Regions from separate parts of the Homo sapiens genome. Here region 1 is linked to region 2. A link is a loop called in an ENCODE intact Hi-C map of the cell type or tissue named here. Cell type or tissue: sigmoid colon. All regions are shown on one strand. Links, peaks and the distances in the headings refer to the core of each region. The heading gives the core; the rest is flanking DNA.

Region 1 (4,403 bases), core at 282-4,281, 95 kb after region 2:
GGGAGATGACATCTCTGTAAAGGAGCTTGCCAATTTGCCATATCCTAATACTTTTCTCTGGTCCTGGAAATTCCAAAAAGAACCTCATGAAAAAGGCTCCTTGTTCTGAGATATTTTTTACTTTGTCTAAAATGCAGACAATATGAAAAGAGGAAGACTTGAAAATATCATGTTTTCCTGATTAAAAATGTTATATGCTTTCATTACAAAGAATGTTGCAACCTAGAGAAGGATAAATAAGAAAATAAAGCTGATCCTCCACCTCACCTCCCAGGGGTTGCACTCCTCAACCTCTATATTTTGGAAGAAATAGCATACAGTGTTCAAGAGCATAGACTCTGACCCCAGATGCCCGGGGCATTAATTTAGACACTAGTATTTACTAGCTGGGTGACCCTGGGCAGTTTGCTCATCTGTATCCCAGGGACAGTAGTGATAACTGTAAAGGAACATATAAGGCAATCCATTCAGAGAACCCACTCTGATGCCTAGCACGTAATAAGTATTTGATGTTTGCAGCTATCACCATTTGATTTTTTGTGTTATGATTTCCTCCCTCCATGCACAGGCATGTCAATGCTTATGTGTGGCAGAGTTTTTCAGGCACTGGTTGCCACGTCAAAAAAAAATGTTGATCAGACATTTTATCCTATTTCATATATTGAACACCTGAATTTAATGTACTTGTTATACAACTTTACTTTATTGAATCATAGTAATTTATATTGTTGCATAAATCATAAGCCTGAATAGGAAATGAAGGTCCATTTTTCCCCCAGGCAGCTGAGAGAGTGATTCGACTTGCAGCTCTCGGAAATACAGCCAGATGCCTTATGGGATGGTAGAGCGCCAACTTGGCTCTGGGCACAAGGCTCATATTGGGAAGGGAAATGAAAGCTAACCTTACCTGTTACCTTTCCCAGCAAGAAAATTGTAGAGGCAAAGAAAGGAGGGTGAAGAAAGAGTTCCCAGGCCCATTACCCACCACCTGAACGTTAACAGAGGTCTTATTGAAAGCACCACCTCCGTGGCATTTGAACCCATGACCTATGAAACATGAAGCAGCTCTGCTGCCCAAGGTCCTGGAAAAGCTTTTGGGGCGGGTGAAATCAAATTGGCCAGAACTGGCTTCTGGCCAAAATCCCAGGAAGAATCATTACTTTTTCTTTGAGGTGGGAAGAATTGGTGGGAGGGAGTATCCAAGTTGCTGTAATGACTGTCTTTTTAAGGAACGACCTTGCTAGGGAGAGTGCAATTACGTAGGTTGAAATATAGCCAGAACCTAATATCTCTCCTTTTGTAAGACGTGCTAAGACATTGTTAATGACCTAGGGTGAGGACCTAGGTTTGCCAGAAAGAAGAGACTGAAAGAAGAGAGGGTGTTAGGCTAAAAGGAAGCAGGCTTGGCTTTTCCAGCCTTCTTATCCGGCATCAATTCAGAGCTGGCTCAGAGGGACGAGCAATAGCACTGAGGTTGCCTTGAAGGCCTTTCTCATCAACTTGGTATATTGACTTCTTTTGAAGCTATTCATTGGCATTGCTGTTGAGTTGGTGGGGGGTGGGTGGGCTTGTCTAATGGTGTGGGGGAATAAAACGAATAATTGTTAATTAGATTAATTACTGTCTGGTATGCTGAGCTGGAAACTTCATTTTCATGCAATAAGGTGTGCATCTTTGGAAGAGGGCTATTCTGTCCTGCTGGCACATAGGACTTGGAATGGTTTCAAGAAGTGCTGACCCTAGGACCAGGGGGAATTCCCATGGGCTTGAGTCAAATGCTTTTAGAACAGCCAAGCTCCTCTACCCATCTCCAGGACCCAGGCCTGAAGGAGGTGTCCCTCCCCATTTTCCTCCCAGCCTATCATTCCCTTGGACCTCTTCTTGTTTTTTGCACTCTTCCTCTCTTATACATTTGACCAAATGCTGGTTTTATACATGCTTGGAGACTTTTGCCCAAATTGCACATATGCATTTATCTTTTTAACACATCTGTACAGTTTATTTCAGGTTACAAAAAGTATTTGCACCTATCCATCCTCCTTTCCACCTCATATATTATCTTCCACCACATATATTATCTGGGATGTGAGCAAACGGTACCATTTCACAGATGAGGAAACTGAGGCCAAAATATTGAGCAGTTTATTGTGAACCCAAAGTCCACAGGAAGTCAGTGATGGAGCGGGGGAATGAACCAGCCTTGACCTAAAGTCCCTCTTTACTTTGATTAACAAGAAACACAGTAACCTTACCTGTTACCTTTCCACATTGCCTGTGCAATGTTTTGTATAGTAGATTAGATTAGATTTTTGCTGAAATTAGAGTTTCTCCAAATAATTTTCATTGTGTATGTTTAAGGTTACGCGCTTGGCTTCTGATATGCAGGAGAGAAACCGTGTATCCCTCCAGCAGGGCTGCCCTGAAGCAGTGCCTCCCTCTGGCCTCTTTGACGCTGACAAGTCACTGGACCCCAGGGCTCCAGTTCTGCTGCATCCCAGCTCCTGGCCCCTCTCCATCTCCCTTGTCCTGGATGAACCGATTTTTTTTTTTTCCTGACAGCCCTCCCCCATCTGTTCTACTTACCCCATCTCATCAGGATGTCTTTTTGATTTAAGGCCAAGCCTTCTCTCCTGGGTCAGAGGGGGCCTCCGGTGGGAGCTGTTGCTGCTTTCTGCATTCCCCTTCCCAGCCAGCGTGGGGGCTGTTTCTCGGGAATGACATGCCTCTCCTCACACCACACCTCGTTTGGTGCCTTTGTTTGCTCGTTTCTTTTCCAAGTCCTGGCAACCGAATAACACCTCAACACAGTTATAAACTTCTACCATGAGTTGTCACTGATGTTTTGCAGGATTGAAACTGCCTGATTTTTTTTCACCTTCTTCCATGTGAGGCTAAATGTCATCCTCGGAACAGCCCGGGAGAGCCTGGCAAACCACCTACCCTGCAGGGAAGAGTCCACTCTGGCTAGGGAAGAGACAAACTCTCTAAGCTGTAAAACTGTAGGAGAAACAAAGAGAATTCAAAGCCCCACGGCATGCATTCCTCAGGATACAGTCACTCATTTATTCAATAGATGTTTAGGAAACACTGACTTCTTAATAGGGCAAGCATGGTGCTGGGTGCCAGGATTATAATGCGGAGTAAGACGTGCCCCTACTCTGGAAGAGACACAGAAATGAGAGTGTGGCAAGGTAGTTACCGTGAGATTGGTGAGAATTGGGTGCCAGGCACACTTCAAAATAAAATCAGAGGCACAGACCCTCAAGCACCTCCCAGAGTGGGAAGCACTTGGCAAACTTGAGCTTGGTTAAAATTTGAGCTCAGGAGTCCAGCTAAGGATGGAAAAAGTGTGCTCAGGCAGCAGTAAGCATCCGGGAAAGCCCAGGGAAGTGAGTGTTGGAGGGATTGCAAAAACGGGAGGAAGATGAGGCTGGTGCAGAAGGCAGGAGCTACATCAAAGGTTTGAATGGTGCCTTGAGAAACAAGAGCCACCTCTGAAGGCCCTAACCAGAGTTATGTTGTAGGTATCATGGAGGCAGGAAGCAGGTGGGGTGCTGTTTCATTCTTCCAGGTGAGCAGAGAGGAGGACCTACACCATTGTGGTGGTAGTGGAGATGGGTCCACGTAGTTTTTCGGAGGCTGAAGCTACAGGGCTTGGAGCTGATGATGAGTGAAAGAGAGGAGAGATTCTAAGGACACCCTATTTCTATCCAAGGCAATTGTTGGATGGTGAATGGTGCATTTGATGAGATAGGATATGCAGGCATTGGTCTGGCAGGGAGGAGAGGGTGAGTTTTATTTTGAATATAAATATTTATTTGACTACTGAGTAGGTATTTGGACAGGTTGACATGAGCTTGGCACATAAGTCTGGCCTGAAAATGTCTTCTCATAAGAAGGATATTTGATTGTTGGCTGTGAAAATTTTCGATGACCACCTGGAACCCATTCTCATCCCTTGGAGAACAACAGATAGCACCAGAAGGCAAAAACATCACAAGTCCATTTGCTCCCAGGGTATAGGCAAGGCAAGAGTGTGCTACTGACTTGGGTCTTTTTCTGTCTTCTCTTCCCAGAATCTTGTAAGAAGGCAGGAGTTCTAGATTGGTGAAGAATGTGGTTGGGAATGCAGTTGACAAGGCTGACCGTGATATTGACACCATGGACAATGCAGTCTGGTGTCCACACAGACTCCCTACACTCAGAGAGTCATGCTGCAAAGATGCTTTTTCTGGGAAGAGGCCTCTCTCCTCAGTAAGACTCAAGACCTTGTACACAAGACCTCTGTTACAGAAGAAACAAATTCTCTAAGCTTTGATTCAAGCTCCCCAAGCTGTGAGAAGTCAGAAAGGAGCTTAAGGGGAAAGGTACCAATTGGCCACTTCAAATCTGAACCTAAGTCC
Region 2 (4,403 bases), core at 166-4,165:
GAAAAAGCAGTACCAAGAGTAGAGAAATCACAGCTTTTATTAGTAGATCCATGGGATCCTAATGTTCCCAAATTATTTGCTAGGTCTCATTACAGTGTCCCTCTGGTATTAAATTCAGTTAATAGAAAAATTAATAGCAATTTGATTACCTGGCAAATGAGCTGAGTCTATGGTAGATGTCAGACCTGCAAAAAGCTTTGATCTTGAACAGGGTCAAACAGTATCAGCTGTGCTGTGAGCAGTCAGGCTAACAGTTTTCACTGTGTGAATGATTATTCACCAGTTGACTGAATGGATCAAACTTTGTTATTAATAAGGGAAACTAAGTATTTGAGGCTTTTTCATCCGGAGAAAGCCAGGACTAACTTCAGAAATTTGGAGAAGAGGAATGCCAAACAAATTGGAAGTGTGCTGAAATCAGGCAGGAGGGGCAGAGAGAGTGTGAATACGAATGAGGAATTCTGGTTAACCAATAGGTTTTCAGAAGACATCTGTAGTGAAATACCCTGATAGAAAAAAAACAAGGATAATTTGACCCCTGTATTAATGAGTGTTTGTGGGTGGTGGTAAGGTGACATAGAGAAAAGTCAAAAATCCAAGCCATTAAAAAGAATTGATGCATCTATGCTAATGCCAAACAATTGGCTTGCTTTTCCAAAATCAGACAGTTTAGTTTCCACTTGTAACATTGATTCCGATGGCTACTTTATGTATGGTAGGCCCATAGTATATGTGTAACAAGTGTGTATATTCAATACAATGAGCTGGAGATCAAGGGGGATCATACAAAATCAAAAAGGTTTCCCTAAATTCAAGCTGAGTAATAAAATGTATGCTGAATGGAGTTTTTCAGTAGGCAGTTTTTTCTATAGAGGAATACATTATGCTTTTACTGTATATTTTAATAAATGCTTCCAACTTCAGAATTTGGTGAAAAAATTGTAGGAGTATGGCATCCAAGAACAGTTGCAATTTATTTTGTTTTTATGCTGATTTTAAATGTATAAAAAGATGTATCTGAATATCTTAAAGGCAGAAGCATTAAACCATTAAATAGAGATAGAAGAAGCTGGCATTGTCATTAGAGAGCATACTGCAGATGGACGATGGCCACTTTGTCCTTACCTCCAATATCAGAAGGGGTATATTAGAGGTAAGGTCAGCTCCACAGGTAGGTAGTGGGGTGTTGTCATAAGTTTACTGACAGGTCCACCTTATCCAACCAAGGTGATCACCTTACCCACTTTCTTCGGCAGCTATCTATGGTTCTAGCAATTGTAATTTTTGTTTTTTGAGGGTAAGACAATTATGGCAAAAGAGTTTCCAACTTTCCAGTTGACTCTGTTCCACTGGAAGCGGCTGTGGCTGCTCAGAATCCAGTGTTAAGGACTGTAAGATTGTGTCTGGGCTTAGAGCGAACAAGTGCAGGTATTGATTGGTGGGGCCTGCAACAGAGAGGAGTCAGGGAGAGTTGTCTTGGACCTCTGGTTTTATTCTCAGGAGCTGCCATACAACGTGTGCACTTTAGTTCCTACCTTAACAGTTTAGATCTTTTAATGTCTGCAGATGAGTAGAGTCTGCACAGGTTAGGTATGTTTGGATAGAGTTTGAAGAAAAGAGTCTGTTGCTAGACATTGCTGCGGTGAGGAAGATTAGTCTACTTTAAGTTTTGGCAGCAGGGAAAGTGGGATTCCTGGTCAACTGAGTGGAAAGTAGAAAAGCACCTGGCATGATGGTGGAAGAGAGGGGAGTTTATTGAAGGCAAGTGCTTCCCGAAGAAGAGCTTACATGGTCGTCATTTTGCCAGCCCTGGATCCATCATTATTTCAAACATTGATGCTTAAATACTCAGGTTTCCCAGCTCCAAGGGGGCAATCCTTTCTGTCATACCCCCCACTCCGAAATGTTTTATTTCCCTGTGTTCTCAATGCAGTCTGAGCAGATCTTTCTTTAGAGCTCTTAAAGAGGAACAAAGACATTTTTGGGTAATGAAAACTAGATGCAAGCAAGTGGAAGATGGCATGCTATAGATATCATTCTGGGAACCGCGGAAGGCAAAACTGTATGTATTGATTTTCAAGTAGAAAATTAGGTGGGGAAGATCATCTTTCAAAGTTGGCTAAAAAATAAACTTGTCCATTCTAATGCCTAATTAAGATGCTCTGTCAGAAAACAAGAAAAGGGCTGTATATAATATCACTGGGGGCAATGAAAACCCTTGGTTTCTTTTGCATTTAATAGGATGTCATGAATAGAAAAAGTTACCTTTTATTATTATTTTTTAAACTGAGGCTGGAAAATAATATAAGAAGCTTTTCTCATTAGGCTATGTCTGAGTGACCCTCCTGGTCTTACTCCATATCATAGTTAGAGAAAAATTCATGGATCGATGTGGTTTCTGGGACAGGACGTTGCATTTCATGTTGATGAGACTCAGGTTTACTTTATCATAGATGATTAATAGGTGTTACGTGTTAAATTCGATGATGGATAAACTGTTGTATAATTTATTTAGTTTTCAATCTAGAAAATTTAGAATAAAAAATATGAAGAAAGTACTAAACTTTGCCCCATTTTTCCTTTTTCCCCCAAATAAAAGAATACTGGACCAATTAATGGTCCCTGGCTACATATGGATGCAATATGGGTCTGAGAATGCCTGATGACAGAAAGCAGAGTTGTAATCTATTCCAAATGGACCATCATCTGGATATTTGAAATGCCATGCTGTAAACAGTGTTCCCTTGTCTTATAGGATGTTATGTAGGATTGAATGCAGATGAAAGCCTAAATTTATATAATGAAGCAAAGCATAAAATGAACGCTAACCTTCTAAGTGCTCCTTTTTTCATTGTCAGATCCTGTTAACTGCCTGTCTTCTAATAGCAGTGCAACTTACGTCTTTAATGCTGTGGCCATTTGGTGACCCTCATCATTTTTCTCTCTCTGTCTCCCAAAGAAGGGGGTGAGAAATTTAGAATTCAAAGGGACTTTGGAAATCTTTTGGTCTACCCAACCTCACCTTATAAATAAAGAAAGTAAGGTACAGGGAATCTATATTGTTCTACAGCTTGGTAGGTAGCAGATGAATCAGGAATTTAGTCTACTGGTTCCTAGGACAGGGTAATTTGAATGCTGCTGTGGGATCTTTCAGCAAAGATCTTTCTTGCCCTGTAATAGGCCTATCCCCAAGGGAGGACTGATTTCACCAGCTTATCATCATAAACCAGACTAGGGACACAGAATTAACAATTAAATTATGTAGACTTCATTCATATATTCATTTAGAATAGATTTATTTTCCTTAACCTCTTATTAAAAACATATACACACTCAGTGTAAAGAATATCAGCAGTATAGAAATAGATATGTAAGGGAAAACATTTCTCCTGTTTCCACTGCATCCCGCTTCCCAGAGATATTTGCTTATGAGAACATACTGTATATCCTTTCAGACATTTTCTATGCATAGGAAAAAATATGTGTTACAGTATATAATGTAGTATATCCATAACCAGTTGTTAAAAATGGAAGTATATTGACATATTTTTCTGAACTTTTCCTTTTTTATCTTTTTCCACTTGATAACATCAGACACTTTTCCATATCTTATTTATCTAATTTGCTCTTATTATCAAGTACATGTGTGTATACACTAAATATTTATAGATAGGTAGCAATCCATAGTTTGCAGAGGATATGTGTGTTTATTTAACCATTTCTCTGTTGATGAGCATCTATGTAGCTCCCAATTTTCATTGCTGAAAACAGTATACAACGAGTATCTCTCTGCGTCCTTATGCCAACAGATCTATAGGGCGTATCCCTGGAAGCAAAATGTCTGAGTCCTTCAACTTACATTTATTAACTATTGTGTGCAAAGTCCTAGGAGGGCTATAAACAGGAGACCATTTTTGCAGGTAAAGAAATATTTCCTGTTCTCATGAAGCTTGCAGTTTAGAGAGCAAGAAATGTATACATGTATGGATTTCCAGTAGAAAATCATGAGTGCTCTGCAGAAAACACAGAGGAACCACAATGGGTGGATGAAAACACCTTGACTTTCTAACCCAGCCTGTGCAAAGTGATAATTACTTAGAATTGGTGATCTCAGTGGGAATGCACTGAAAATGTCCAAATAAAGTGATTTGCCAAGGTCAAGATGAATGAGTTGCGGCATATGGGAATGGACAAAGTGATTTGTTAACTGAAATAGGTGCACAAGTGTCTAGAAAACATAATTGGTTTTGAACTTGTAGGAAGTATTTATATTTGTGAAGGAGATAATTGTTGTGGTTTAAGAGATAATATAAACTGGAAGAAATTTTGTTTCATGGATCTTCCCTCAGTGTTTGATGTAAGAAAGGCTTTTACTTTGGCTCGAGGCCAATATGCTTTAGTTT

What was found. Hi-C counts contacts between places; a loop is a spot of excess contacts. Peaks named below come from ENCODE experiments on the same cell type or tissue, not always from the same donor. Only the 100,000 strongest peaks of a DNase experiment are listed, where the experiment ranks them.
Region 1: a loop joins it to region 2, with 2.8 times the contacts of the local background. A loop is called at or near these places in 1 of 110 quality-filtered maps.

What each region holds. Positions count from the first base shown.
Region 1 is chr15:97,790,654-97,795,056 of GRCh38, reverse strand. The region is part of intron 1 of LINC00923 (long intergenic non-protein coding RNA 923); the gene reads left to right. Among named protein-coding and RNA genes, the nearest start is that of LINC00923, 82 kb to the left of the region's middle. In sigmoid colon, for the core only: no CTCF peak of the experiment used is centred there; DNase peaks (open chromatin) are centred at 2,476 and 2,996.
Region 2 is chr15:97,885,503-97,889,905 of GRCh38, reverse strand. No RefSeq gene overlaps it. Among named protein-coding and RNA genes, the nearest start is that of LINC00923, 13 kb to the right of the region's middle. In sigmoid colon, for the core only: no CTCF peak of the experiment used is centred there; no DNase peak of the experiment used is centred there.